Regions from separate parts of the Homo sapiens genome. Here all the other regions are linked to region 1. Evidence: chromatin loops called from intact Hi-C (ENCODE). Cell type or tissue: PC-3. All regions are shown on one strand. Each heading gives the region's core, and the rest is flanking DNA. Links, peaks and the distances in the headings are about the cores only. Region 1 overlaps TFPI (tissue factor pathway inhibitor). Region 2 holds the start of GULP1 (GULP PTB domain containing engulfment adaptor 1). Region 3 holds the start of TFPI (tissue factor pathway inhibitor). Region 4 has its middle 27 kb from the start of TFPI. Region 5 has its middle 21 kb from the start of TFPI. Region 6 has its middle 220 kb from the start of TFPI. Region 7 overlaps GULP1 (GULP PTB domain containing engulfment adaptor 1).

Region 1 (4,511 bases), core at 250-4,249:
TTTTTTCAAGTCCAATAAAATTAATAGAAGCCTAATGTTAAGTAAAGTCTATTTGTTTACCAGTAAAGATAGACACTGAAAATTGTGGGTGGTGCAACCAAAAGAATAATGACAAAAATGCCATATAATACTTCTTGAATATTTTCTGCATATTGAGTCTATGTATTTTCTATGTCTTTGGCAATTGATTTATTAATCTCTTATGGGGAATATTGAAACCTATAAATGACCGAAACCAATTTTGCCTCTAGAGGGCAGCAGTATTATATTGAATTAAACAGATGAGTATAAATATCTTGAAAAAAAGTGTTTTCATGCATTCTAAAATAGTTTACTTTGAACAACAACAAAAAAAGAATGAGACTTTAATATTTTCACATAAAATATTTTTAAAGCATAAAATACAGGATAAGTTTTTGGAGTATGATTGTCTCAAAAGAAATCAGTTTTAAATTTCCTGTAATTTCAAAATGTGAATTTTTTGAAACAGAAAATATGTGTGTAATAAAAGTTAAATTAGATAATTTTATTAATTGCACTCCACCCATAATATATTATTATTCTAATAATCAATTTTGAATTAATAGCAAGTATTAGTCTTATTTTAGTAATGTTAAAACTTTTTGTAACAAAATGATTGAAATGATATTGTTAATTTTTTATATGAGTCATAAAATTGTAAGTAGCCTTTACAATCTTGGAAGGATTAAAGATACAGCTTTCTATACATAAGTTGGCATTTTCATGCTGTTTGATTCATGTGACACTAATTATTTTTGAACACGTAAATTTTATCTCAACTACTAACACTGCTTTCAATTTTTAAAAATACTAGTTAAATTTACATAATACCATCTCATTATTTTGATCTATTTGATAAGTTAATTGATTATTTTTTTCAATTGAAATAAATTGAGCTGACAGAACTGATAGAAGAGTATGTTTTTCAGGTCCAGAATTTGTTAACTTAGAATAACATATGACAGAGAATTATTATGATACGGGGATAGTTTCAGCACCAAACACAATTGTCATAAAATAGCTAATTAGCAAGTAAGAATGTTGATCAAATCTTTAACTAAAGTTGAGTTTTATGCACATATGCATTTGTGTGTCTTCAAATTTTTCTGGAGTTATATTCAATTGACAAAATATAATGTTTGTGTTTACCAACATGATTTTTAAAATAATTTTAAACCAATAACAGTGTCACTAAATCCAATAAATATCTATAGTATATATACAAATAATTGTATCAAAGTGAGTTAAGAAATATTGGTGAACATTGACAAGTTTAAATGTCATTTCTTTTTTTTTTCAAATCCTTTATCTAACATTTCATGTTGATGAACATATCTAAAATACGATAATTTGCTTTAGAAGGTCTCTCAGGCATATAGAGAGTTTCTGGTACCTATAAATATGAGCACTTCATGGTAAAATTTTCCATTTTTCTTAAATTAGATACACAAGTACTTTTTAATAGAAATTCATAACAAATATAATTGAGGATTGCTAAAAATACTTTCTAAAAATCGAAAAATGTATGAACCAAAATGACTTGTTAAAACACATTTTCTCTATCACTGAAGTTATAATTGTCAGTTTTAAAAATCATTGAATTTTTTTTTCTGAGTGGCACATTTATGAATAATTGTAAATGCTGTTTATATCTTTTTGTCTTTACTTAAGGATTTTAGAATGCCAAGCTGACATTTTGAGTTTTTATGAGAAACCAGAAAATTTGGTGTGAAGACCCTAAGTGGTGTGTCTGACTTACAGCAGGCCCACAGTAAGTATCATCAAATTACGTATCGTGAGTTTCTGAACTCTAGACATGTTTGTTTTGAAACCAATAAAAATGTGACCTATCAGCTCCTTAAATATGGGACCCCAGAATTCACATAACAAAGCAGGAATAAAAATATTCTGGCATTTTTAATTTTACAGCTATATACCATTATCTCAAATTGCTGTAGAAATTCTCATATAATGTGATGTTATTCATTCCCAAGTTAACATGACTTTAGAACTTTAGAGACAAGTTATTGAGGTAGTGTTTCAGATAGAAAACTTGAATAAAGATCTGTATCTGCAGAACACAGGGAACTTTACCTAATACCTGCATTGCCATGTATATTCAGAAAAATCATTTTTCATAAATCAATAATTTTATCAGATACTAATTGATGATTTTTCTACTTTTTATTCTTAATATATTTGATAGTATTTATTATCAAGCTAAATCTTTTTTCCATTTTCTGCATTAAAGATATAATCACCTCTAGTTCAATCTGCTATTGAGTAATTTTGCCAGCAGGTGGTGGCAGTGCACCACAAAGGCAAAAGCTGATAAACTCGCTGTAGTAGTTGTACCTAGCAACAATAGCTAATGTTGCTCACTGAGTAATTACAATACCCTTGACATTTTTGTAATTGTACCCTTTAATGATCATAACCACCTACTGAGTTAGGCATTATTATCTTCATTTTATAAATTATAAAATAGCTTTCAGAAATTAAGTAAATAACTTAAATTCATACCATAAATGATGGGTTTAAAATTGATCCTCATATGGTTTTACAACAGCTATCTCACACATTCTTAATAACTACATGATATTGTCACAGACATGTGACTGAGATTCCTAAAGTAGCATTTGGATCAAGCATACGGTTTTAATTATATAATTTCCACTCAATCAACAACATTTTTTTTCAAACATTCACCTTTATGAAACTAAAAATGGTTTCAATAATGGAAGTAGGTGATAATTTTATAGAAATTTTCTAGGAGAAACACTAAGTATTAACTTTTATGAATTATATTTTGTTAATTATTAGGTGATTATTTGTCTTTATTCACACTTTAATGTATTTCTTATAGAAATCCTGTATTAGAATATTCTTTGTGCAGTGATCTTGCAGCCCACACCTAAGCACAGCATCCCTGGACTCAAGCAATGGCCAGGTGTGCTGTGTGACCCACAGTGCCATGCCACTTCACCCAAAAGGGATGGAAATCTGCCTCGGTTTTCATTTCTTATTTTGAATAAACCCTTTTGAATGTTAATAATTGGGTATTGACCATGCGTCAAGCACTGTGCTGTCACTACAGATATGACAGTAAATTAGATGACAGCAACCCCTCGTTCATGGAGCATATAGACACTAAGGACTTACATAAACATTCAGAAAGTCCTGGGTGCTGTGCGAGTGAACAGTAGGATACCTAAATTAGCCTGAAGGGGTCAGCGATAACTTTCCTGAGACTTGAAATTGAGACTTGAAGGAAATGTTTACAGAGGTAATAATTATCTGCCAGCGGCCATGAGAAAGCAAAACACATAGAGGGCAATCTAAAAGGAATTTAATCTGATCCAGTCATATAAATAGAATTATGGTTTATATTGAATCATTTGCCTTTGATGTCATGAATTTTATGTCTCATAGTCTAAAGGTTACAATCCTGCCTTCCCCTTCCCTCCCCCCGCCCCATGTCCTGGGATGTTGGATAGAAGCTTACTATAATATTTGCTGCCTGAAAACATATCATGCCCTTGACTGTAAGAATACTCATCCTCTTGGAACTTATTTGCAAATCTAGGGCTTTCAGGTAACTTACCATCTAAGAATCCACATGCTGCTAGACTCTAATTAAAGGATTTTATTTTATTTTATTTTATTTTCTGGCAGGGAAGAACAAACACATGTACCTTTTGCCTTCTCTGTGTCAGAAAATGTGCCAGATGCTTTTCCACTTTTTATATAAAAATCATAGGAAATTAGTTATTTACATTATTCATTTACAGCTTAGGACACTGGTAGTCAGAAAGTTTAACTTATTCAGTCTCACAAAGGTACTAGGTGGCAAACTACACCTGCAAACTCAGGTCTGTCTGATTCTAAATCCTACAAAAGATACTTGCCTTTCACTAAATGTTCACTCTTAATTTTCTCTCTCCTAGCCCAATGGAATTGTTTTAAAAAGCTTATCACTACTCTTTTTATTATCATTTTTGCCTTATCTAGACGTTAATTCTAGATTATCCTCCCTGCTGATTTGACTGTTAAAAAAATCATCTACTATTTGCTTGTGAGAGAAGCAATAAAATTTGATGTATTTTTCTATTAATAAGAGTACCTTATTTCAATTAAATAATATACTTCTATAAAATGATGTTATGATCTTAGCATCATGTGATAAATTGTATCTCCTAAATAGAATTTTTTCAGATGTGAGATAAGGTTATTATAAAAATTAATTTTAAACAAAAACAAAATAAAACTAGATAAAACTGCAACTAGTTGGTGAAGAGGTCTTTAAGTCTAGCTTAAATATCAAAATTCTTTGTTACCACCTAGGTTTGGAAGCTACCTTATAGTAATTTTAAATTCTGGCTTAATTACTGATAACTTAATTCTGGATTATTGATTGACAGTGGCAGCAGCCACAATTTCAGGAACTTCCTGGTTAACCAATATTCATTTTCTCAGTCCAGTTGAGGAAA
Region 2 (4,511 bases), core at 122-4,121, 790 kb after region 1:
AGATCATATCAAAAGTCAGGTTATAAAAATTACAAAGCAATAGCAAGTTTAAAGACTTTAAACAGTGGGAGAAAATATAAAAGTGAGTAATCTTTAGCACTGTATGTAACGATTGGAAAAAGACAGTTATGAGGACTCATCTATCTTCATTTATCCATTCATGATGGATGTGCTTTGTAGCCATATTTTTTTTTCCCTCTTTAGGATCTTCCAAGTCTTATGGATAGGAAAGACAGATCTCTAAAGAGGCTATGATATGCCTTTAGGAAACTGAGGATGAGGCCGGAGTAGTAAATAACTCTTACTTAGAAGGAGTATATAGGGTCTCATCCCTGAGAACATGGGAGTTAGTTATGTAAATGTTCAGATGATTTTCAACATTGTATATGGTAAGGAAGAATTTTTTAAAAAGACCTTCTTACAGGTACTAGAGGCAAATGAATGAGAAATAAGTACATGCTATGGGATTTTCCATTATTTCACAGGATGGAAAGTTTGATCTCTGTAGCCTGATTTTGTTCTTTGGCCTTGAACTTGTTCAAGTTGAATTGTGTGTCCTGAACACTGATCTAGTTGTTCACAAACTAGGGTCAGCCAACTGTAGTGGTATGTTGATGTATTCTTGGGAATCGAGAGTTATTATAATCTTTTAATATTATGGCTAAAAAACCCAAAATATCTATGTGTAAATATATAATGTAAGCATGGATTCGTTCATCTCATCAACCTCCTTATTCCTAAATACTGGACTACCATTTGTTTTATTTTTATAATCACATTGATACCAAGTGATCATCTAAATGACATTATTTAATTTTTAATGATTGTTCATAAATTAATTGCTTAAGAGTTATTTACAGAAAAAAACTAGCATTTGTCCTGAGATTAATATTTTTAATATAATTATTTTTATGTGTGCTTGACTATTGTGATAAAGAGAAAAACAGTTAAAAGAGGACCCCAGCCAAGTTATTATGAGGACTGATTTCTGATATTAGCTTTAGTACCTCCAAACCATGAGATTTGGGGAAAGTCACTTAAGAGCCCTAGACTTCAGTTACCTTGTATTTAAAATAAGGGAGTTCAGCTGGAACTAGTTAATCTGTAAACATAGTTTCCATTTCAAAAATTGTGAAATGATGCCTTTTTAAATGGAAAAAGCATTAAGGAGAAGAAAACTGATTCAGTTACAGGGTCTTTGGGGGAAAATTTCTAGCACCACCCTCTCTCCTAATTACAGTAAAACATGGTGGGATATAAGAACCAAATATTTATTGAGTATTTTCTCTGCGCCTATCACAACTCTATTTTAACTCCTGTAAATGTGACTGTGACTCCGTGAGCTAGATTATAGAATTCCTGTTGACAGTTATAATTGGTAGGCACAGAAAGCGTAAAGATGGAGTTTGGAATGGAATCTGGCCTGTCTGACTCTAAGCCCTGGATCCACTGTAATACATTATAACTGCTAGCTTTGCAAAATGCCTTTTTCCTTTTCTCATCTATTTTCACACTCAAACTAAAATTTAGTAAACTAAATTCTGAGCAGCAGAAAAAATTTTAGTAAAGGTCCTCTCATCCTTGAAGAACTTCTTATATAAGGATACTCCTTCTTGCTCCCTTTCCCACGCAGAACTTTACCAAAGGTCAGTAAGAATGGGCTGTTGTGTTTTCTCTCAAATCCTATACAGAAGTCCTTAATTCCGAGGTAAACATCTGAATGGAACAAATGAGTATGATCTGGGGGTTAAGGCAATTTTCAAGTGTGTGTATGTGTGTGTCTGTTTTAAGGCATAACAAAGTCCAGAGATTAAGGCCGAGTTAAAAAACAAATGAGGACAAACCAATGAGGACAAACCAGTCCGCTGAGGTGCGGCCAGAGCAGCAGCAACTGTGGCTGCTTTCTTGATAAAGGCTGTGAAGACGGCACGTTTTACTCTTATTCGTGTATTTCTTTTGACACTTTACCCCTCTATGAAGCCTCAGAGGTGTTTTAAAATTGTGTTAGGAAACACACAGAGATAAGAAAAGGCAAATGGTCCTGATCTAGTGTCTCAGGGAAGAGGCTGGAAAGGAAACGCGGCGCGAGTGGGGTGGGAGAGGGGGCCTGTGGTTTTGCTTCTGTCCGGGCTGAAGACTGAGTAAGGTAGGGCCCCTCCTTCTGCGGATGGGTTTCTCTCTCATTCCACCCTCCACCCACCTCCGGTTCCGCGTGCACGCGCGAGATAGTCCAGTGGGCCCACAGATAACGACCATCAGAGATTAAAGAAGGAAAGTCAGCGAGCTTGAACACAGGCGTCCCGTGTGGAAATGTCCAAGGAGACCGCCAGAAGTGCGCAAGCCGGAGTCGGCTAGAGTTTCCTTCTCACCGAGAGGGGGAGCCCGGCGTTCCCGGCCGGGAGCGACCCGGAGTCCCCAGCCCCGCGTCCCAGCTGCCGCCAGCGCCAGTTTTGGATTCGGCGGATTAGGAAGAGGAGGGAGGGGGGAGAGAGCGCGAAGAGGGAGGGGACCGAAGCTGGAGGGTCCCGAGTCCAGCGCCGTGTTGGCGTAGAGAAACTTTCCCTCTCGGCCTCGGAGACGGCGCCCCGGCCGTGCCGGAGTGGAGATCGCCAGGCTCGGAGGAACCGGCAGCTCTCCACGCCCCTGCCCGAAGCCTGACCCGACTGCCTCTCTCAGTGAGGTACGGAGATTTATCTAGGCTCTTCCCTGGCTGCGAACCCAGGCTCCCTCCAGGTAGCGTGGAATCGCTTAGAAGCTGATATCCCGAGGGGCGGTGGGGGTGGACAGCTCCGGCCACCAGTGCCCGGGAAGGAGGGCGCGGGGCTGCGCGTAGCCGCTGGCCAGCAGGTTGTAAAAAATTAGGACAGCTAAATGCTCAGGGAGTCGTCCAGCACTAAAGGAGGCTAAGACCTGTTGACGCCTGCTATGGCAGCGCTTGAGAAATGACTGGGGGAGTCCAGCGAGGTCGGGGACGCAGCGGTCTCCGGGCTCCAGAAACCTCCTTAGCCTTTTGTGGTAACTTTGGTCCGGCGGCGGGGGGCCGGTGAGCAGGAACTGGAGGGAGGCGGTGGGGAAACCGTGGATCCGTCCGGCTGAGGGTGCGTGGATCAGACTGGGCTGAGCAGGCAAGTCATCGTCGGGTCACAGCGAGGCGACCCAGGAGCGAACTTCCAGGGCAGCCTCCCTTTTGTTGGCGCTGGGAGAGAATGTGGGCATGGGGGTGGGGAGGCGCGAAGCTCCGAGGCCGGGCCGCGGATACTTTAAAGCTCAGAGCTGGGAGGGCCCAAAGGAAGGGGCGGCGTCCACATGGTTACCCTTCTGCTGCGCGGGTCAAGTAGCTTCTTCTGGAGGGCGCAAGGCGCGGCGGGGGTGATGAGCCCTTGGGTTCTCGCTCCGACTGCTAAATTCGCTTGGCCGGGTCCACCTTCTCGTGGCCTCACTCGCCACACGGATCAGAATCCGGAGCAGGCAGTTCTCTCTATTCTGAGGCTCCTGCGGCTGCCGCGCTGACTTCCCTGTGTGCGGGAGGGAACTCTGGGCAGGCTGGTTTTCTTGGAATGTGTTTACGATGTTGAATGGGACTTGAACAGGAAGCTGGACGCTGCAGCTGGAACTAGCGTGCCAAGGTAGAGTAAGGAAGACTTAGCTGGTGTTGGGCTTGGCGGGTCCACTTGGTACGCTGGGCAAACTCCAAGTAAGTGAGGGCTGGCAGTCAAGGTACCCCTCCCTAGGTCCTAGTAGTGTTTCCCAACTGAGCTCGCCTTACTCATTTGCAATCAGACATTTTACATGCACTATTTCAATCTGCAAGTTTGACAAAGTGTAATGCAGTCAATTAGGAAGGATTTAATAAATTTATTTTGTGCCTGCTTTTAAAATACGTTACACCAACATTTGAGAATAAAAAGTTACGGAGAATGTTCAAGTCATGACTGATTTCTAGGACTAGCAGGAGACAATACTGATGATTTTGTGTCTGTATTACAAAATGGGTGATTAGGTGCTAAAGTAAGGGAGATTATTAGACAGAGTGAATGTGAGGAAGTGGAAAACTTTCAGAGGAATTGGAAATTCTTCAAATTTGCAAATTGCTCCCTTTCTCTGCCAGTCTTTCCCTTTTCCCCCCATATGAACAAGTAGCCTTGGCTGGAAAACCCACAAATTGGGAGAGTGCAGTCGCTGGTGACTACAGGCTTTGCTGGAAACAGCAGACAGGCTAAGGTACTGCCCCACTGCATAATTAAAGGTCTCCTTGAGCTGTCCAGGAGTGTTTTCCAAGTTTTTACGACTGACAAGGAAAAAAAGAGAGGAACCTGGCCGGCAGCCAAACTAGACTGAGCTCAGTAGCCAGGCATGAAAGAGACTGGGCAAGTTGCAGGGGCTAATTGGAAAGGGGCTGTCGGTTGCACTTGGGGTTTAAACAAGAGGTTTCTTTTGCAATGAGAATTTTTAGGTGGCTAAGATCAGTCTTCTTGGCAAAAAAATAAACTAAGCATAGAGTGCAGTTGGAT
Region 3 (4,511 bases), core at 268-4,267, 53 kb after region 1:
ATATTCATAATAAACACCATTATTCTGGAGACTTACCCTGTTTCTGAGATTTACTCTGTTTTTAAGCCTTGGGAAATGAGGAATGAGGAATGAAGTGATGCTTACAGATGAATTATCATAGAATTCAAGGACTGGATAGAAATAGATAAGGGTCAAGAAGAGGAGAAGAGATAGACTAGGTTGGCAGCAGTGTGGTGGCAGCACTTGAGGGTGTGGTATATTTCGAGGGTGTCAAAGGCACATTGTGCTTGGTAATAAAAACTGTTTACATTTTATCAGTGTCCTACTGATGAATACTTTCACATTTCTGATGTTGAAATAGCTTTCTTATGCCCTAATAAGCAATATATAATATTTTTTACTCACATATTGACTGGGTAATTCCTTGCAATAATTCCAAGTCTACACAGAGACCTGTGGTCCATCACATGGAACAATTGGGATAGTTGTACTGCAGCATTGGAACTTCTATTATGGGCCATGATGTCCTTATATTCTTTTGTTTTTGAAGTAATTTTAACACCTGGTTGTTCCAACTAAGAGAGGACATAGCATCCCAAATAGAGGCTTAAAGAGAAAACAGTGGATTTGACATGGGCCCATACTTTCTGTTATTGTCGGTTTGAGGAAGAAGAAAAGTAGAGGTGAAGAAGTTGCCTTCAGCAACTGGTAGCTACTGGTAGTTGAATCTCAGGCTGTGGTTCTACTTGGCACCTGACACTTGGAGAAGTGAAGACAGGGAGAGAAAGGTAATGGGAAGACTGGGCCCCCGGAATTGATACATAACACCAAGAAAGCAGTCAGTGAGGATTTCAGAAAGCCAGGAAAGATGGTCTATTATGAAGAGAACTTGCTGGAAACACTTGAACACTTCCCTGTTTCTGGTGAGATTTGATATCCAGAAACACATGTCTATTGAATTCAAGTTTCTCCTAATGCACATTGTAGCAATCAGAAAGAATTATAGTACTGCTATATTTCTATAAAAGATAGCAGAATCTACCTTTGACACTAATGCATGAAAATATATTTGTGTTTTAAAAAGGCAGCCTGCCAAATTTAATTCCTAAAATGAGTTAATTGCTATAGATGGTAAACAAAAAAGGATGGCTGGTTGTAGAAGGCCTTTATTGAGAATAGATGAGTTGTATTGTAGTACAATTCTTAGATCATGTCCACATAGAAAAAAATAAATTGATGATATAATTAACCCATTTTAACCTATATTATAATTCAATTTAATTAATTTATACTGATAAGATTTTTTTGAAAATCCTAGTCTAAGTAATTTTCTTCACTTTTCATATTGTCTGTTCCTTTTTATTTTTTGTAAGGATGTTTACTTTGCATTTTTTTTCTTGTATTAGGTAGAGATATCAGTTGAAAGATACCTTAAAATTTTGTGACACTGAATTTAATCAGCCAACCATTCCTAAGGAATTGATAGCATATTTACTATTTGGTTAGATGGATAGGCACTCTGGCATTAAATTAAGTCTCTAAAGTTGGCATTTTTTCTCCATTAGTTTGCCATCCTGCCCACTTACCTCTTGAATTTGAAAGATGTAAACAAAAGATTTCTAAAGATTAGAAAATTAATTTTTAAGATAATTAAGCTGTTTTGAAAATTAGAGTTTATTACAAAATATGTTATCATTTTATGTATTATTAATTTAACAATAAGTTTTATGACAGAAGATTTAAGTCAAAATAGTTGTACAATCAACAAGCAAATGATAATCATTTCCTTAAATGATTATCTGACTGATAAATGGACAATCAGTCAGACCATCAAACACCAGTTGATAACATAATCCATTTGGACAGGAACCACATTTCCAAAGGAGTTTTGATTTAGTCATTGGTGGTAAAACAAAAGATATCAGACTGTACCTTAAAAACAAAGAAACAAAACAAAACAAAAACTTGTCCAATTCAGTATACCTAATAGAGATAGGAATCAAATAGTAGTATATGTCATTAAACTTTTCCAACAAGATTCTGTGGTCACTTGAAGTAGAAAAACTTGGTTTTCCAATATAACTACTCAAATCAGTAAAAATAAATATTTTAAAGTTTTACTCTTATTTTAAAATTACTTGATTAGTTATCTGTATTTACATTAATATTTTTCAATCTTTGTTGATCCCTAATTATATTTCATATAATTTTATTAAGCTGTAGGCCACAAATTAACATTTCAAACTCAGCCAAATTTCAGGGACTATCCCTCTTTAGTTTAAGGATTAGATGAGATATGGACACTGTATATTGAAATAATCATGCACTAGAATGATAGATTTAAAATAATCTTTAAAATGTGTTAGGGAGATTTTGCCTCCCTAACACATTTTATTCAAAAGTTTTGCAGTATCTCTCAAAATTGTCACAACTTTCCCCCTTTCATGTAAATATTATGCTTTTACACATGAAATATGACTCTCTGGGCAGTATGTTTCCTGCTTGAGTTTTGCCCTTTGTGTTTATATTATCTCATGTTATACAAAGTCATTTTGTGACTAATTTCCAGAGCACTGAGTCACAGTGTGGCTGTTGCTTATCTTTTCTTTTTTCCCACATGGTAGTACTCTTGGCCCTTATTTTTGGTAATTATTTTATACTAATGAGTGCTTTTTCATAATTAAATAATTGTTTCTCTCATTATATTTCTGTGGTTGTTTACTGCTGTATTATATGCTTTCATTTTTCACTAGAAGCAAACATTTTATAACAGGAACATAACAGTACATCATGTAGGCATGTTATCTATTGTTTTAATTTACAAAATTGCACAACATAGACTTGATCGTAAGTATTCTCGTTTAAGTATCTCAGAATATGACCTTTGGTCTTTGGAGAATTGTAAAATATTTCCTTAGAGAGATTAGTTAATGCTGGCATAAAATATTCCATTTAGATTACGATTATTTTAATGGTTATACCTCATTTTAAATATCATCAACTAATAGTATTGAAAGATTATTTGAATAGAAGAATAACAGTCTCTATTTTATATGTTATGAAATAAAATGGAAAGGTAAACCGAACTTTCAAGAACTTCCAATTAACCAAGCACAATTAGTAAAGAATTCTACTACAATCTTCAAATTATAAAAAAGCTACATACACCAATTAGTTACAAAAATGTTTATGGTTTAAAATCATAAAAATTGCACATAAATTTGCTTAAGAACTAAATGCAAAATGCTGAGAACTCAAGTTTGGATTGCAGTTTGAGTTTACTCTGTTTACAGGGAAGGGCTGATTTTCATTTTACGCAAATAAACAGTGATCCTCCCCTATCAGTTCTTTGCCTCTCAGCACCCTGCTTTTCCCCCGAGAAAAAGAAATTAAAGTTATTTCTTATGGGCTAGACAGTATATTGCCAGGTACTCACAAGTAAAATCTCTGATGAAAGTTCTTGGAATGTTTTTTTCAAAACGGAGTTGAGGTTATTTTGTTTTTCCTTCCAGGTATTGAAGACAGGATTTATCTTCTCTACTTCTTCTTTTAGAAGCAGATCAAGAAACTGGCGATTGAAGAGTAACTGAAAGAAACGCAATCTGATCTTACTAGCAGTGAAAGAGCGAGGTAAGAATTTGACTATTATCCAGCCTAAAGTCGCTGCTGTCTGTTAGAGCAAAGAGGGAGCCTCAGAGTCGGCTTCAGAGATCACTGGCAGTTGGGAATAGCCCAACTTCCTGTTTAGGTCACTGCAACTCTGACTCTATTTAGTCTAAACCTCTTTTTTCTTTCTTTCTTTCTTTTTTTTAGTGGAGGAAACAGATGAAGGAAACAGCTTACACCAAGATTTCAGATACGATCATTTTGAATAGCTATTTCCTTTACTTTCCAGGATTGTTTTTGTAATCAGTTGAAAAAGAATGCTTTTTTCCCCCTAGAGTTAGGGTTTAAAAAATTACATATTTATTATTACACTGTTAATAAGCTTTTTTGCAGTTTGTTTCTTCTTCAAGTTATTTCATTTGTTTCACCCACTGTCAATGTATTTATTTTTTTTAAAAGTCTGAGGGCTACCGTTGGAGGTCTCTCTTAGTGAGACAATGTAATGCATTATCTATTGCAGGTGTCAGGCTTTGAGCCCTACCTTAGCTACTTGCTAACTTGGCTACTCAGCCCAGTTATTTGAATTCACTATGCCTCAGTTCCTTTGTTCCTAAAATGTCGATAATAAAAGTTTCTGGGCTTGATGTAAGTACTAAATGGCTTAATACATAAAAAGTACTTAAGGCAGGACCCAGCATGTAGCAAACCTCCAATAATTGTTGGCTATCATTATCGCTGTTTTCTGTATTTCTATTATTATTATTCTACAAAATATGTAAATATTTACAGATGTCAACCAGAGTCTCTGCTGTATGTCCCTATCATTGAGGTTCATCCGTACTGTCTCTGTATTGGAATTATGGTCATATCAGACTAAGATCACTAGAGATCTAATAAATGGGCAGAATCTACTTTGCCAGGAAGGCTGAAGACATTTGGTCAGA
Region 4 (4,511 bases), core at 319-4,318, 81 kb after region 1:
GAGAATAGAGTATCACTCTGTCACCCAGTCTGGAGTGCAGTGGCATGATCTTAGCTCACTGCATCCTCTCGGGTTCAAATGATTCTCATGCCGCAGCCTTCCGAGTAGCCGAGACCACAGGCCTGTGCCCCCACACCCAGCTAACTTTTGCATTTGTAGTAAAGATAGGGTTTCGCCATGTTGCCCGGCTGGTCTCAAACTTCTGATCTGCCTGTCTCAGCCTCCCAAAGTGCTGGGATTACAGGTGTGAGCCACCACACCTGGTCTGAATAATAATTTTTATTCAAAATATTTTTTTTGTCTTTATTAAGTATATATTTGTGTTTTCACTAATTTTTTCTAAGAGGAACCAGAAAAAAAAAAAAAAGACATTGGTCCATGCTTTTTGGAACTCTGAGGAAACATGGCTCACTAACAATCACAAAGCTAATGGTTTTGTGATTATCTATTTCCCTTTGTCTAATAATACAAGACACATCTACAAAAACAAGAATGGTTAGCAGACAGAGAGTTTGACTGATTTTTGGTAAGAATCATAAAAATATTGCTAACAGATAATCTCTATTTTAGACATTTGAAAATAATTTCCTGTAAGTTTATAAACATTTTATTAAAATATTTTTACTTACAAGTTTCTTAGAAAAAACTTTAAAAAGTATGAAAAAATAGCACATATACATATCACATAGACATATTTATTAAGCACCAACTATATGACAAATACCGTTCAAGGATTTAAAAAAACAGCAAAGGGCAAGACAGATAAAACCACAATAAAGTGAATTCTACCAATGATCACAACTTTTACTCTGAAGGAGGATTACAACAAACTGAAGAATGTCTCACCTTTTGATATATCTCCTTTTAAAGCTGCTTAGAAATAAGTTATTCATGTAAAATTCTGTTTATTTATGCCTTTTAATTTATAGAGAGTCAGGTTGGTGTATCTTGGGGAGGTTTTCACTGGTTATTCAACATCTAAAATGTAAAGAAAAAATTTTATTCATCTCATATTCAGATTTTTTAAAAAAAAATTTAAAATTTGAATCCCATGGTGAATAATTATATTTTTATGTCAATTTCTAGTCACTTGCACTTTACAGTTTATGATAGTAAACTCCTTTAATGACACTTAAATTTTTTTTCTCAGTTTTATAGGCAAAACCTGGCAAAATTTTAAATTTGCAGTCCATTGAGTAACAGCGAAGTTGAATATTAATTTTCTTATTGGATATTTTTCTTTTTCTTTTGTGAATCGTTATTTATGTTCTTTGCTTATTTTATATTAGGTAAACATATGTACATATATTACATATGTTACATAAACTTACGTATATATTTTGCATATATGTATATATACACATAAGCTTAAGGATAAAATGCAATATTCTTTCTATTATTAGATACTATTGTCCTAACACAAATCTGTATAATGATAATAGTAGTATAGTAATAATAAACATTATTTAATACCTAGTACTGTTGTATCTTTTCAAATAACTATTTTAATCTTTAAACAATCCTCTAAGGTAGCTATTGTCACTATTTTAAATCTAAAGAAATTTGAGAATTATTAGAAAGCTCAATTAAATTGGCCAGAGTTTTAGTACTTACTGGCAGTAAGGAGCCAAGCATAGTTTAAACTCAAATCTGTTACTCCTTTGTCTGTAATCGTTCCAGTGGGCACTAATGCATCGACACCCACTATGCAAGTGATTAGAAGGCAGAGAGTAAGTGACATTTTGATTCGCATTGGCAAGGCCCCTTCTGTCATCATGAAATTATTTTTATAATCTTTCTTCTTTTATTATGTTTTTATTTCTAACCCAAAGGACTGATGTTGTTTGAAATAAGAAGTGTTTGGTTGGTTGAAGTCTTTGTTTGGAGAGGAGAAAACTGGAATGTGATCAAAATTTGTAGGAATAGAGAAGAAAATGGTGGTCCTTCGAATACTATGTTTCTTCAAATTCTATTAAAATGATTCATGCTTGCTCAGAGAACAGGGATTACTTGTGGTTAATTACTGCCCTCTGTTGACGACATGATATATAAATTGTAATTCATGTTCTAAAAAGAAAGTTAAAACTACAAGAAAACTCATTTATGAAGATTAGTAATTAAACCTCAAAAAATTCAAGTGCTTGCCCAAACACCTATATAGCTAGTTAATTACAGGGACGACTGAGACTCCAAGTGTCATAAGCTATGATTAGTCTCGTGTTGACTAAATTAACAACAGTGTTATTTTTGGCCTGAAAATATTTTCCTATTTTCTGAGACTCAAAAACAAAGGTTGTAGTACTCAAAACAATTCAAAATACATTTTATTCAAGAAAAATTTAAATACAATTTATATTCAGGTTAAAATAAATTATGCAGTACAGAAAAGTGGGAAGTGGAAAATAAATATATTTTTCTCACTCTCTACTTGATCCCAGAGGTGACAATCACTAACTGTTTGTTGTTCTGAAATGAATTCTAAATGCTTAGAATTTTTTTCAAAACTAAAATACTGGTCTCTAACTTTTTTAAAACTTAAAATATATGTCTTAGGGTTTATTCCATATAACCACATAGAGATATAGCTTAGTTTTTAATATGACTGCCTACTATTGACACTTTTGAGGATTACAGGCATGTTTAGAATGCCCTTAATTTGGAGTAACTTGTTATTTCCACATAATTAAATTCAGGTTATGCGTTATCTTCTAGGATTATTACAAAAGTGAGGTTGTTTTGTTCTCATTTCCTTCCACCAGGGGGCACTTCATTTTGGTTTGTCTCGATCAATGTTCACTTCGATCACTGGATTAAGGTGTTTCAGGCTTTTTCATTGAAAGCTACCCCATTTTCCTGCTTCTGTGTACAAGAAGGATTTGAGTGGCAAAAGTGCTCAGCTAAGATAAAAAATAAGTAATTACCCCGTCAAATCCTTTGTCCCAAGTAACAGGAATAATGGAATGGATCATAGAATGTTAAGCATTATTTTCCCAAAAGTGCTGAGTGTCCTAGTTTGATTCTAATTCCTTTCTAAAGGAACATACAAATAAATGAGGTATTTGTACCAGTTGTACAAGGAGGGGAAAGAACCTTTTCCTATATACGACAATTCATTTAACTCAAATTTGTTAATATATAAGTCTATAAACAACACAGAAAGTATAATCATGGTTCTTTCTATTGGCAGCTAGGTGAATATTAGAACTGATGATGGTTTTGTTTTTCTTAAAACATTTACTAAGACATAGTCATTTTTAAATAATATTAAAGTTTCGGTTTCATTTGGCTATTTTAAATTTTCATATTCATAATAAATTTGCAATTTGTATTTGCATTTTAATAAGTAATTTTGAATTCTTTAGAAGAAAAAACTTATTGAAAAGATGATGTTTAAAAATGTTTAAATTTAATTGAATTTACATTTTTGAAAAAATATTTCAAATTGCATGCGCTTAAATACAGTACAACAAAATGATGCAATGATCATGCTTGCAATATAATTACTGGTTTTGCTGAAATGAAGGCAAGGAAGATCAATATGGAATAAACATATACTTATGAATTATCTATGTATTTTCATTTATTATTAATCCAAGCATCATAACCAATTAACTAAATACCTAAATATGCAGAAAAAATGTATTTGATGTGTCTAAATATTTTGTCAATTTTCCTAACATAAAAAATACAGCTTTATAACATATCTTTCAATTGTCTTTATGAAATATATTTGTCTAAATGGGATGGAAAATATTTTATGTAACAACATACTAGCTTGATTAATAACTTTTAATATTTAGAATATAGTTACCATAATGCCTTCTGCCTCTCACCTCACAATAATACAAAGAGTGCATTTATTGAATCATCCATTCACCAACTATTATCGGCCAACTATTATGTGCCACTACTGGGACTACAGCAGTAAACAAACAAACAAAAAAGGAAAAATTCTGTTTGCTTGGAACTTAACATTTTAGTACATTTTTTACCAAAGGAGAAAGGAGACACATTCAGACATAAAGCATAGCTTTTGTCCACTTTGTATCACACATAACTTTCTCAAGTTTTCTTTATTGGCATGATAGATTTTTGCTGAAATTAATGTGGTTTTAGAAGAATATATTCATAACCACAGATAGATTTACCAGAAGCCTGGAGAAAAAGTTTGGCCTTAGGGGAAATGTTTAACGAGCAAATGACAGAAGAATAAAAATTTCAGTGTGGCCAATAATATGTTATATATTTAATGAGTAGAGTTGAAAGTGGAAAGAAGCAAGGAAAATTGAAATTTAAATTGAGTTTTTGTTTTACTTTGGAGAAATATTACAGAAGCAGAATATGCTTAATTGATTTCATAACAGGTAATATACAATCACAAAATCATATCCTCTATGTCCCCATGGAAACAAAGTGATAAACAGCTGCTGTCCACTTTACAGGCACAGAAAAGCAAGGTTAATTAGAAGTACTGTACATGCAAATTCAGTTCCATTAACGGCAAAATCAAT
Region 5 (4,511 bases), core at 366-4,365, 75 kb after region 1:
CAGATTCAATGCTATCCCCATCCAGCTACCACTGACTTTCTTTACAGAATTAGAAAAAACAAACTACTTTAAATTTCATATGGAACCAAAAAGAGCCCATAAAGCCAAGAGAATCCTAAGCAAAAAGAATAAAGCTGGAGGCATCACGTTACCTGACTTCAAACTATACTACAAGGCTACAGTAACGAAAACAGCATGGTACTGGTACCAAAAGGTATATATAGACCAATGGAACAGAACAGAGGCCTCAGAAATAACACCACACATCTTCAACCATCTGATCTTTGACAAACCTGACAAAAAAACAGCAATGGGGAAAGGATTCCCTATTTAATAAATGGTGTTGGGAAAACTGGCTAGCCATATGTAGAAAACTGAACTGGACCCTTTCCTTACACCTTATACAAAGATATGTGTAATATTTTTTATAAAATCTGAAAATTGAAAGCAATTAATTTTTTTGAACATTAAATTCAGGGGTACATATGCAGGTTTGCTATACAGGTAAATTATGTGTCATGAGTGTTTAGTGTATAGATTATTTTGTTACCCAGGTAATAAGCACAGTATCTGATAGTTTTTCACTCCCCACCTCCTTCCCAACCTCCACCTTCAAGTAGGCTCCAGTGTCTGTTGTTCCCTTCTTTGTGTCCATATGTACTTGATGTTTAGCTCCCACTTACAAATGAGAAAATGTGGTATTTGGTTTTTGTTCCTGTGTTAGTTTGCTAAGGGTAACGGCCTCCACCTCTATCCATGTCACTGCAAAGGATATGATCTGATTCTTTTTCATGGCTGCCTAGTATTCCATGGTGTATATGTACCAACCACATTTTCTTTATCCAGTCTTCTGTGGATGGGCATTTAGGTTGATCGATGTCTTTGCTATTATGAATAGTGCTGCAGTAAATGAACATGTGCATGTGTATTTGTGAAAGAATGACATAACAATTTAAAAATTAATCATTGTGGACTGAATAAATACATTTTGGTATAATCATTTGATAGAAGACTATTTGGATAAAATACAGTAATACAGTATTTAGATAAAATACAGTATACACATGACCAGGACAAAAAATAAATCAGAGTAAAAGTTAAGAACAATATCATTTACCTAATTTTAGAAATACACATAGCTATATATGCAATAAAAGGACATATAGTTACATTTTGTTGTTTGTTCTAGAAAGGAGGGGAGAGGAATGCAATAGGGAAAGACTATAAAGAATAATGTGGCCTTCAACTATACATGTAATATTTTATATATCTTATATGAAATACTAAATAATACTGTATTTTACACAAAATACTATATAATAAAATATAAATTATTACATATAACATGGAGCAATTACAATGAAAATGCTAGTATTTACTAATTGTGGATGATTGCTACTGGAATTTTGGGATATTTTCCTTTCTACTTTTCCTCGTTTTCAAATATTTAAATTAAAAATAAATTAGAACATATACAACAGAAAAATATTAGACATTTTTACAGTTCATTCTTTCCAAAATGCTTAATTTTAAAAATTATAATAACTACCTAAATGAAAGAAAAAATAACCATTTGTTATCAAGATAATATTTGTAGAAACGAATTAAAAGTCCTTCAAACATTATTTAATCTGATCATTTTTATCACATCATAAAAAGGGCAGGTATTCTTTTGCTTTTATATAATGATGTTATTCTCTTTTATAATATAGTTTCCAAAGTCAATGTACATGAAAAGTAAAAAATATCTTTCCTGGTTATCTGCATAAGATGTGATAACCAAAAAACTTCCAATGTAATAACCATGTGGAACTAACAGCACTCTTTTTCTAAATGTACTGATTTTTCTTTTCAATAGCTTTTTCTCACAAAGCAGCTGACCGTTTTTGGCAAGATTTAAGAATTTTAACCTACAGCTCTCTTTAGCTGTCTGTGCTAGGCATGCATGGCAACAAATGCCTTCTGAATTTCCCTCAAAAGAAGCTTCTTTTTGCCTGTATTTTCTCTTTCTCTTGAGGAAAGCAAACAAACTTCATTTATGCTGTGCCTTTATTTTAAAAGAAAAACCACAGAATGTGAACTATGTAAACTAAATAAATTGAAAGCTATGATAACACTGTATGTAATCTTGACATCACTTTAAGTCTTGCAACATTAAATATAAATCTTGGAACAAATTATTTTGTGGCCCAAGAGAAAGCACACAAGAGAAATTTGTTATTTCCCTTTTTGTGTATGCTTTTGTTTCCATCTGTGAAAAATGGATATTGGTTAGGGGGGACTAGCAGACTAAATTTCCTGTTTCTTCCTGCCTTTCCCCAACTCTATGTGAAAGATAAAAACTCAGAACACGGATTTCCTGCTGAGCTTGCTGCTCTATCCTTTCTGGGAATTTTCCTAATTGAGAAAAAAAGTCCAGATGGAAAAATGTAACCTCCTTTGAGAATTCAATAGGCAATTTAAAAAGTGCTCAAACATTTGTCCAATCTCTTCTCCTAGGTTCTGGCACATGCGAAATGCACCTGATAAAGAAGTGTGATTGGTCTGCTCACCATATTCTCTTTAAGCTCAGATTTAATTAAGAAAAGTAATGTTTTACTTAACACAGAATTATAAAACCATTATTCACCAAAACGATTATAAGCTATTACAAAATTTAACAAAGTAAACACACTTGATTTTCTTAACAATGCCTTAAGATAGCACACAGGATGTTTAAATAACTTTACAAGTGTTAACTCCAACTCTATAATCCTTGAGTTTAACCATTATGAGGTATTGTTTCACTGAACTTTTTAGGACTAAGAGGTTTGCAAATTAATGATCCCTTTTTCTTTGTAGTATGTAAGGGATCAGTTAATACACACAAAACCTTGGGTGAGTGAACAAAAAGAAAGAAAAGACCATGGAAAGGAGAAGCAAAACTGCTGAGAATAAATTCACAGCCTTGTCCCTGAAAATTAACCCCTGTTGTGCGCACCAGAGTTTTAGAATGTATGGATTTCATTTAGGATATCTGCCTGGACCCCCTTCAAAAAAAGTCAAACCTCAGGGGACAGTTATCTTTGCTTTTATGGTTTCTACATCTCTCAGGACCCTGTTTGCTTCTGCATTGGAATGTTAAGTCTCAGAATTTATACTTTTAACCATTCTGTGTTTTATTCTTTAATGAGCCTTTAATTGTTTTGCTTTTATTTATTTTCTATATTTTAAACTGGTTTTAGGCTTTTCATTTACTAGGCCATTTATTTTAATTATTTTGTAACACATTCTTATTCATTTAATCTTTTATTGCTTGTATTCCATTGAAAATCATTTAATATTGAATCCTGTATATAATATTTTATTTTTAACGAATTTTGTTGTTTTCAGTGTTATTTTAACTCTTAGTATTTAAGTAATTAACTTGAGTTATTTTAACTCTTAAGTATTATTATTGGTGCTGTATTAATGTATATATAATGCATGATGATCATGTATATGAATATAGCATGGTATAAACCACAGAAGTTGAGCCTTTTTTCCCTTCTACTTAATAGAGCGGCAAGCCTTCTATCCGCCTAGGATGGACTACCCATCCCTTAGCAAAAATTGTACTCAAATACTCTGTGATCACCACATTGAATAATTTCATAGGTCCAGAGACAAAATTTTAACTGTCCTGCAAGGAAGGACAGTAGCAAATTGCATAAGAAGTTTGTCTTCTCATACAAAACCATTTCATTTTGAATCTCCCAGGAAAATTACATGTAAGGATAGGTCCATTTTACTGCAATCTCCCCACCAGTATACACATTTGCTGATTTCTGTCTCTTTATGAATTGAGTTTCAGGGATAATTACTTGTGGCATAGATTATCTTATCTCTCTTATTGATTAAGAATGCTTAAGGAACTTTTGACCTCAGAAAGAATTAAGTTTACAATCTATTCCTGCTGTTTCAGACTGTATAAAGGGAACTAAGCCCTTGATGGATCCTGGCCTGAGAAAGCCTGGCTGATTAGATAAGACAATCCTGCCCAGATTTTTTCAGAGTGCACAAGACCAGCTAGTAGTCATCTTCATTCTTTCCTTGATTATAACCTCTGAGCATCACAAAAGTTTCAACTGAATTGACTTATGCAGTTTCTAGACTCTGTTCATTTCTTTAGTTGAGAACAGAATTTCATTTTAGGAAGGTTTCAGTCCTGCAAAGCAGGTACAAATGTAGCTGATTTTCTCTAATGTGTTGTCCTTCTCAGCAGTGAAATTGTATATTTGCCCTCAGGTATATTAACTTGGGCATTATTGACATTTTAGAACAGGTAATTCCTTGTTGCAGTAGGTTGCCCTGTGCACCGCAGGCTATGTAGCAGCATTGCTAGTCCCTATACACTAGATGCCAGTACACAACTGCCCCTGATGGTAACAACTGAACATGTCTCCAGAATTTGCCTAACATTCAGTGAAGAACGGAATCATTCCCAGTTGGGAACCATTGTTCCACTTTGAGCCTCACTCTGAAAACCTGAC
Region 6 (4,511 bases), core at 315-4,314, 280 kb after region 1:
TTATTATTATTATTATTATTATTATTATTTTGAGATGGAGTTTCACTCTTGTTGCCCAGGCTGGAATGCAATGGCGTGATCTTGGCTCACTGCAACCTCTACCTCCTGTGTTCAAGCTCTGCTCGTGCCTAGCCTCCAGAGTAGCTGGGATTAGAGGGACGCACCACCGCACCCAGCTAATTTTTGTACTTTTAGTAGAGACGGGGTTTCACCATGTTGGCCAGGATTATCTCTATCTCCTGACCTTGTGATCCCCTTCCTCAGCCTCCCAAAGTCCTGTGATTACAGGTGTAAGCCACCGCACCCGGCCATCATTGAGTTATTTTTAAAAAACAAATCATCAGTAGCTATGACTCTCTTTCATATGACATGCGAAGTGTTCAACAACTCTGTTCCAAAGGGGCTTTTTCCTAGAATGATTATATGGAATATCAGATAATTTACAACTTAAATCTTCCACTTCCATAATTTTAGATCAGAAATTTGGGAAGGCTAAATTATGACTTCTATCTGAGGGCACTAAGAAGGCAAAAAGAAAGAGTCCATTATTTTATATGATGTTGGGAATAATGTAAAGACATCTTATTGGTGGACAGGAATACATTGGTATGTATTTGCAAAGCCTGAGTACTAGTAACAGTACTTTCCATTCCATTTGTATTGCAGTTTTAATGGGTAGAGTCTCTTTGGATTTTAAGCAATTAAGAAAGAAAATTAACATTTCAATTAGTACAAAGAAAAAAATAACGGGAAGGAGTAAATTACTTGACATTTGAGAAAATAGCTAGAATGCCAAGCATATATTTGTAAGAAGCACCATTATTTTGTCTTAAGAAAATGTCTTAAGCAACTATAATTCAATTTAAAAGGTTTTTCTCAAAGGTGCATGTGTCCCAGAAAGACCTTATGGAGCATTCAGTCTATATTGATTGAGATATAAAACAGGAGGATTCCAACTGTGTCATGAAAATAATTTCATTGTGTACATTGTGTACATTGTTAAGGCAAAGATAAGAAACAAAGGGTTGTTGATGGATGAAGCAAAGGTAGAAAAGAGACAGGAAAATCACCGAGGAGATTGTAAAGTTTCTGGATAGAATAGTGAAAATTAATGGAAACTAAAATAACAGAATGGCTGTAGAAAATATTAAAGAGAAGAATCTGAACACTGTTCATTGGAATTCTCAAGACAGTTAATGGGCTGCATGAAAGGTGAAACAGGTGACATATCAAGTGAGCCAACATAAAGTGAGCAAAGGCAAGAATGTAATTATTATTCACTAGGATCCCAGAGAAGCCTAAGTGTAACTGGAGCTTGAACAATGCTTTTCTAAGTAGAATATCAATTCAATTATATTAGTGCAGCTGCATAGATGATTTCTCAAGTGACCTTTACCCACAATTCAAACACTATGTTCTAATGACTGATTATTTGATATGCAAAGTATCTCATGTGGTGTGTGATAAATAGAAGATTACCATTCCTGGCCATTGTCACCTTTACAAATCTGATGCCCACAAATACTAAAACCCATTATAAAAGGTATCTATGTTACAGAGAATTAAGGGACCTCAGATATTCTTATTATGTTCTATTAATTTGGGAAGGGGAAATATTAAGGGCATCAATAATTAATATTTAAGGGGACAAACAAGCTGTATATTCACATCAGGAGACCACAGAGTGAAGAGTGATAAGTACTATTTGGGGCATGGAGGGATTCTTTTTTAAAAAGGAGACTGTGAACTTTGAATGCTGTATACTACCTGGTCTGAAATGACGATATGAAGAATAATCCCAGAAAATATTCCCTGGTTAAAGACCTGAAGGTATGGAAGTGCAGGGGTGCTCTGGAAACAATGTTTAGTTTGCTTTCATGACCATTTGATTTAAGGAAGGGCTATGACTTGAGAGGAGCCAAGAAGGTGGGTCATAGTCACTTGTTAAAAGCCTTATTTGATGTTAAGGAATTTGCATATTGTCTTTTAGGCAATGAAAAACTATTGAAGTTTTGTTATTATTATTATTTTTCTACTGCTACTATATCACCATTCACTGAACACCTACTATTATACTAAGATGTATGGATACAACCATGAACCAGAAACAAAATGTATCATTAGTCTTGTACTATAAAACGAGAGACAGACAATTTAAAAAACATGCATGAATATGAGACAATTGCAATTTGAGATTCATGCCATGGGTAACACAACAGAAAAAATTATGAGAGGTCCTTGAATGCATATTGGTATTGACATTATGGATACCAATATGGTTGGCAAAAGTAGTGTGTCCTGAACTGTGCACATAAATTCAATGAGATAGGCGAGGATTATATGGCATCTTTGGAAGACTTTGTAGTTGTGTGGCTGTCCTCCATGAACAAATAGAAACAAGAGCTGGGAAATTTATGTCATAACTTTTTGAATGATCCTGGTTACCAGGAATAAGATCTGGAATATACTTGGGTTATACATACATCAAATAATGCAAGAAACCAGTACTTTATTTTGTCTTTAAGGTTTCTGAGAATTAAACTACCAAACACTTGTTTTGTATCTTTAGTCAGATTAAAAAGATCCAGATGATGTTCTCTTACTTTAAAGCTGGAGTATTTTTATTAAGTCAGTTAAAGCTTGTATGTAATTCATAAAAATAATATGAACATTTTAAATAAAGCCAATCAAAATCTATACGAAAGTTTTACTGATAGCTTGATATTGTTCTCACTTTAATTTTGGAAACATGTTCATCCAGCTATATTTAGGGGAGAAACTCAATTTTTCCTTGGGAAAAGATTCAGGATCTTTCTTTCTCTTGGTGATAAAAAGGACACCTGTGTCAACTTTTTAGTTAAGGGTCGTATGAGTTATCATAATTAGCCTTAGAGTAACTAATGTGATAGTGTGCTTTCTTTAACAAACTTTGACCTGAAGAAAGTTGTTTCCCTTAATGTACTTAAAGTTCGTAATGGTTTACTTTAAGGCCACAGTTTTTATTCCTTATGATGTCTCTAAGCAAGCATATCTACAGTAATGCAAGTTTAAAATGACTTGATGCCAGATGAAGACTATTTAAATGATTTAAATTGTACCTTAAATTATTTACTATGTCATATTACCCAGTTTATATTAATGTCAACTTATTTAATTATATGAAAATCACATTTTTTCCAGAAAATATAAATGAACAAAAATTCTCTCCTTGCATATGAAAGTGCAAAAAAAAAAAATGGGAGCTTCATTGTGAATTTAACTGATTACTCTTAAAATTTCTACCTCAGCATAAAGGCCGAAAACTATATGCAGCCAGATATGTTCCAAGGTGAATAAAAAGCATAAATGAAAAGCATTAAATTTTTTCAGTCATTTTAATATTGAGGTGTCTCAAAAAATCATGTTCTGCAAGATTTATTATGAGCAATAGAAAGTTGGTATACAACATTGGTTGAACAAATCACACAAATACATGTATACAAAGTCGAAACAGATTCTGGAGACTTATTTGCTTAATACATAGTCATCAGATTTCATAGAATGCTGCTTTCATTTTAAAATGTCATAGAGGTTGTTTGCAAATAAGAGTACATTTTCTATTTGCAATATGTCCACACATGCTTATTCAAATATTAGCATTTCAAATATGAATTTGATTAAGAGCTTGATCAGCCTTTCATTTATGCTTATATAGCTAAATTGATTTTTAAAGCTTATAAGACACAAAAATTATTAAAATTATTAAAATTTATTTTAATAACTAAAAATAAATTTAATTATTTTAAAAGTATTAAAATTTCTTTGTTTTGATGAGCATATTTGATTCCAATCCAAAGAATCTAAGCTTTTAATAAGAAAGTTTCCATTTATTCTATAAAACACAGGAATATTAATAGAAAAAATATTTGACTACTAACATATAAGTGTTGGCACGAGTCCTAGGATATCAAGTCAATGGATATTAGGTTGAAGACAAAGCCTAATCTAAACCAAAACTTCTAGATATAAATTCAGTGGTTTATTAAAACCTATTCATTTTCATTCATTGAGAAGAAAGTAAGTTGTTGAAAAAAATCAGAGTATAAAGGTAGAAAAAGAGGAAGCAATGAAAATTAAAATCGTTGCTTTATGTTAACATTCATATATTACATCAGTATAAACAGAAAGTGAAAACAAATAAATATAAAAATGAAAAAATATGCAAGCTTCTGATTAGGGTTTCATTGTTGAAAATAAAAATTAAGCTATGTTTTAACAGTTTTCACGTTTTGGTACCCTCTCTTTTATGAAGATGTCTTTTATGGAAAAAAAACATAAGCTTAATTATTGAAAATTTACAGCCCTATATAGTTTTCAAGATGTTTGGAATACATATAGCTTAATTTAACTTTTTATTTTGATATAATCCTAACAGAAAAGATACAGGAATAATGTAGGAAATCCTCAGGTACCTCTTATTAGATTCATAATCTATTGTCACATTTTGACCCATTTGCATATATATGCATTTA
Region 7 (4,511 bases), core at 367-4,366, 1.0 Mb after region 1:
GAAATATAGATGCTTATTATTACCGTTGCACAACATTGCTTTTTAACTAATTTTGTGATCAAGGAAAATTAAATAATTAGTAACCATATTGGCGAGGAAAAAGATATATTTCCTTTTATTGATAATTAGATTCCAGCGCACTTAAATTTAAAAAATAATACTACTAGATTTAAGAGAATTTGGTAAGCTGACCACATACTGGGTAAACATTCCTTATATAGCAATATATTGTTATAAGTAGAATTGAAAAATAATCTAACTTACCAAAACTTATAAAGCAACTAAGAATATATTTAGCATGAAATATACTCAGCCTCACTAAGAAACAGAATAAACACTTACTTAAAAGACCCTCACAAAGAGATATATTATATGTGTAGATATCCTAAAAATCCCACTTGTCTCATGTTATATAAAAATCTGATTAAATTGCAATGAGAATTGCAAATAAATTAAATTACAGTGGGAGTTCAGAAGAATAAATGTTTGAAAGTAACCAATACCAGTTTGAGGAAAAAAAAAAACAACAACAAAAACTTGCGTATGTGTTGGTAAGGATTGTAGCTGCTTCAAGAACCAAAACCCAAATCCTAGTGGCTTAAAATAGGGTTTTTATTCTTGCTTACTTTGCAGTTCATTGTGGGTGGGTTGGTTCTTTTTATTTGCTTGATGTGGCTGTTATTATTTCATTTTTATTTCTAAGCATAAATTCATTGAATGTTCATTCTGTGCTAGTCGCTGGTTGTATTTTCTCATTTAATTCTCACAAGAACACTGAGATTTTCCCTATTTTATGAATGAGGAAAGCGAGGCTATGAAAGGCAGAGTGAAACAGTGGAATCAGTATTCGGAAACTCATTTTATCTGACTGTAATGTACATGGAATATTCTTTTGACTGCCTTTGTTTTTAAACCGCTCTCACAATAGAAACATTATATAACATAAATCTGAACTAGCTAAATGGATGTGGCATAGATAAGTAATACTATCCTCAGTTTTCACATCTGTAAAATAATGCAAGTTACATGAGAATATTTCCACAGCCCATGTGTTTTATAATCATGTGATTCTCTAGTGAGAAATGAATTGTGAAGCTTGCCTGGCTCCAAACCCCATGCTTTTGGTTTTCTATTCAAGTTGATGCTTATTTATTTTTATAACACTTCTGTTGATAGCAATACAGATAAATGCCCTATTTACTCCACCTGTCTCACTCTTCAGATGTGAAGGATGTTTGAGTGTGGGAGGGACTCCACAGGCAGGACAAAAACTCGCTGCTTCTTAGTGTGACCATGTGGTACAAACTCGGTGGGAGAGCCTCCTGAGCAATGAACACAGTTTCTTGTTTATAGCAAGTAGACTTGTTTGGACTTAAACATGGAAATTGTATTTTAAAACAAGAGACTATAAAAATAATATACCCTATATCCATGTAAAACATGAACAAATACAATGTAATAAATAATTGTTATAATAAAATGAGGAACAAATATTAAATATAAAATGTGGACTTTTTAATACTCAGTCCATATTTTAAAAATTTTCTATCAAAACTTCCTTGTCCTTTAAAGGGATAACCTTTTTAGAGTATTTAATTTAAAATTTAAAGTATAACCTTTTGTTGGTGTATCTATTTTAGTTTTTTTCAGGATTATAGTTTTGATTAATAAGTTTAAATCCAGTTGATTCTGACCCTGCTTTAGCAAATGACTATTATGATGTGCTTTTTAAAAATGGCTTTTTCTGTATTGCTTGGCAATGGGACCATAGGAAGTCAGCCAAATAAAGGCTATAAAATTAAATTAGCTTACTCCTATATAGCTTATCTACTAGGTACAGTTGAGTAGCTAACAGGCTTAAATACTTTTCCTTTTTTTTGCACATATGGAGTCAAATTGCCTCAAAGAAAATTAGTCCCATCATATTTGAGGCTCTGCAACATTGGTTACAAAGATATATACGCATTTTTAAAAAATAATGAGAATATTCATTGTTATGCCACCAATATTTATTAATCTTGAAGCAATATAAAACTTTTATATTATAAAAAGTAGGAATTATTCTCCCTTAATATTTTACAGTAATTCTGTAGAGAACATATTATCTACATAAAATTGGCATATTTTGAATTTACTATACATAAAATGTGTATTCCAGACATTTTTGTTATAAATGATGTCCTTTGTATGTTAAATACTGTCAAATTTCATAGCAGTTAGACTTCGTAACTCTTTAGCTATTTAATTGTTATTTTTCTGATATTTAAAAACAGTCCTACATTATTCATAGTGATTCTGAAACATTTGAGGAAGGAAAGCAGATATTCTAAATGAGTCCATATGATGTCCAACACTGCTCTCTACTGGCAAAGAAGCAAGTTATAAAACAACTATTCAGCCTTTCAAGTGAAAAAATCTTCCATTTTGAATAATATTTGATAACGAGGGTAGAATCCTCAAACTTCCACACATTTTGTTAAATAGAATACAGTGAAAGAATGGAAGAAATGAATATAGACATCACTTGTGGAAATTAGCTTAAAAGAGAAGTCTTTGTTTTCATTTTAACTATTTGAAAAATAATTATAGGAATTTTGGAAAATATTAACCAAATACGACATATCTTACTAGCATTTTAAGAGTCACCAAGGTAAATATTTTGTTTACAATAGCAAGTTTGATAACATTTCTATAGATTTAATTTCAGCAGACTGCAGCCTGTAAAATGCTGTCTTTTGTACATCTGCCTAAACAATAAGTATTCAAATACATTGAGTGGAGAGATACATGGGGTGGAGTATTTATGTTGAATATAAAATTATATCTATAGTATCAGAAACTTGTTCTGTATTTATCAGAGTCTTTATAGAAGATTTAAAAAAGACATTTACTAGTTTGTAAAATCTGACGAACTATATGCCATGCTGTTATAACTTTCATTATATAGACTAATAATACACAAAACATTTTTAGATCAATGACTACATCTTACCTTTTATAATCTAATATTCTAAATTTCCCATCTGTGTTTTATATCATTCTTATCTGTCCATTTTGCTTGGGAGTCATATTCAATGTTTTAATCTCAAAGTTCAATATATGTAGATACAATCACTTATACCTGCATATTTACACAATAATGCCAAATTATATAGTAATTGATGAGGTTTTGTTAGGTTTGCTTAATATTGTCATTGGCCGATCACTTTTATTTTAATGTAAATTGAAAAGATAATGTGCAATATTTTTAAGAAAGCCACTTCTTGGCTGTGAGGTAAAAGTTGATGCTTATTTTCATTGATACATTTTCTGGAGTGTTCTCATTTTTCTTAGTGAACATATATTAATATTAAAATTAACGTATTTATTCATAAATAAACAGAAAAACCTTGTTGCATTTTCCAGGCACAAGCACACAATTGTGCAAGACACACACTTGTACTCATGTAAACTCTATGGCCTGATATTTCTTAAAAAAAAATTCACCGTAATAAATTTTGTCTATTTGGATTTACAGCAGGGCCTTGAATAACACTCTTTGATTCAATGTTGTTTTATTCCATGTTATTGGTTATAAGGTTGATGAGAAAAAAAATATCAGTTCCCAGACAGGGCTACTGTCTGTGTGGGGTTTTCAGGTTCTCCCCATATCTGCGTGGGTTTTCTCTGAGTACTCCTGTTTCCTCCCATATTCCAAAATGCGCAGGTTTGGTAACTGATCTGTCTAAATGGTCCCCTTCTGAGTGTGTGTGTGTGTGTGTGTGTGTGTGTGTGTGTGTGTGTGTGCGCCCTGCCACTGGGTGGCGTCCTGTCTAGGGCTGTTTCCAGCTTTGCCCCGAGCTATCGGGCAAGGCTCCTGCCACCTGGGACCCTGAGCTAAAACAATTGAGTAAACAATTATCTTACTTGTTTCTATTGATCTTTCTTAAATGTATGTATAGCTCACATTTATTTTGGTGTTTAACATTGGAAGTATTTCGGTCTTTATTTAGAAGTTTGCTGATATTTTTGTGACCAGAAATATGGTGTAGGAACTTAACTGTTGTTTATATCGGTTAGCCTATGGTAAAATTGGTTGTGTTATATGTCCTTCAGCTTAAAGTTGCAGTTTCAAAGAACCTATTGATGCTGTTAAGTGAGGACTTATTGTACAGAAAAAATAAATAAATAAATAAAACCCTGAACACTTTAAGTAAGAAAAAAATGCAGGAACAAATATCACTTGCCAGACAACACATAACTTTTTTCTTTTGCTCTTTGCCAAAGTGAAAAATAACACTGAATCTAATTGTATGAAGCAAAATAGTCTGAAACATTATACTCCTTTTTTCATCATTGCTAATTTTTTTTGTTTTCTCACATGGAGGAATTAAGACATAAAGTTGCAAAACATAAAAATGAGTATTTTTACACAATTTTAAATAATGTTGAATATACCAGTGTCCCATTTTTAAGAGACTGTCAATGAAATATTCCTGTATGCCTCTTTCAGGTAAATAGCAATAAAAAAT

The links. A loop is a pair of places that touch in the nucleus more often than their neighbours do. Peaks named below come from ENCODE experiments on the same cell type or tissue, not always from the same donor. Only the 100,000 strongest peaks of a DNase experiment are listed, where the experiment ranks them.
Region 2: it touches region 1 in a loop (5-fold over the local background); 6 of 110 quality-filtered maps call a loop at or near these places.
Region 3: it touches region 1 in a loop (6-fold over the local background); 12 of 110 quality-filtered maps call a loop at or near these places.
Region 4: a loop joins it to region 1, with 16 times the contacts of the local background. A loop is called at or near these places in 91 of 110 quality-filtered maps.
Region 5: it touches region 1 in a loop (5-fold over the local background); 92 of 110 quality-filtered maps call a loop at or near these places.
Region 6: it touches region 1 in a loop (8-fold over the local background); 2 of 110 quality-filtered maps call a loop at or near these places.
Region 7: a loop joins it to region 1, with 8 times the contacts of the local background. A loop is called at or near these places in 44 of 110 quality-filtered maps.

Annotation. Positions count from the first base shown.
Region 1 is chr2:187,497,814-187,502,324 of GRCh38, forward strand. All of the region lies in intron 2 of TFPI (tissue factor pathway inhibitor), which reads right to left. CALCRL-AS1 (CALCRL and TFPI antisense RNA 1) reads left to right here. Exons shown (of 6, transcript NR_187179.1): 3 at 1,693-1,792. Among named protein-coding and RNA genes, the nearest start is that of CALCRL, 52 kb to the left of the region's middle. In PC-3, for the core only: CTCF peaks have their summits at 260 (motif pointing right), 2,319 (motif pointing right) and 3,228 (motif pointing right); DNase peaks (open chromatin) are centred at 2,338 and 3,348; H3K4me3 peaks cover 303 bases; H3K27ac peaks cover 1,886 bases.
Region 2 is chr2:188,289,487-188,293,997 of GRCh38, forward strand. It overlaps GULP1 (GULP PTB domain containing engulfment adaptor 1), which reads left to right and starts at 2,388. Exons shown (of 12, transcript NM_016315.4): 1 at 2,388-2,680. RefSeq lists an enhancer at 4,240-4,511. In PC-3, for the core only: CTCF peaks have their summits at 2,365 and 2,566; DNase peaks (open chromatin) are centred at 2,375, 3,295 and 3,595; H3K4me3 peaks cover 3,063 bases; H3K27ac peaks cover 2,567 bases.
Region 3 is chr2:187,550,803-187,555,313 of GRCh38, forward strand. It overlaps TFPI (tissue factor pathway inhibitor), which reads right to left and starts at 3,633. Exons shown (of 8, transcript NM_006287.6): 1 at 3,398-3,633. In PC-3, for the core only: no CTCF peak of the experiment used is centred there; a DNase peak (open chromatin) is centred at 2,509; H3K4me3 peaks cover 3,314 bases; H3K27ac peaks cover 3,340 bases.
Region 4 is chr2:187,578,838-187,583,348 of GRCh38, forward strand. No RefSeq gene overlaps it. Among named protein-coding and RNA genes, the nearest start is that of TFPI, 27 kb to the left of the region's middle. In PC-3, for the core only: CTCF peaks have their summits at 2,025 (motif pointing left), 2,779 (motif pointing right) and 2,980; DNase peaks (open chromatin) are centred at 1,994 and 2,764; H3K4me3 peaks cover 493 bases; H3K27ac peaks cover 1,356 bases.
Region 5 is chr2:187,573,131-187,577,641 of GRCh38, forward strand. No RefSeq gene overlaps it. Among named protein-coding and RNA genes, the nearest start is that of TFPI, 21 kb to the left of the region's middle. In PC-3, for the core only: a CTCF peak has its summit at 4,353; no DNase peak of the experiment used is centred there; H3K27ac peaks cover 2,448 bases.
Region 6 is chr2:187,776,911-187,781,421 of GRCh38, forward strand. No RefSeq gene overlaps it. Among named protein-coding and RNA genes, the nearest start is that of TFPI, 220 kb to the left of the region's middle. In PC-3, for the core only: no CTCF peak of the experiment used is centred there; no DNase peak of the experiment used is centred there.
Region 7 is chr2:188,510,298-188,514,808 of GRCh38, forward strand. The region is part of intron 4 of GULP1 (GULP PTB domain containing engulfment adaptor 1); the gene reads left to right. Among named protein-coding and RNA genes, the nearest start is that of MIR561, 220 kb to the left of the region's middle. In PC-3, for the core only: CTCF peaks have their summits at 2,357 (motif pointing left) and 3,807 (motif pointing right); no DNase peak of the experiment used is centred there.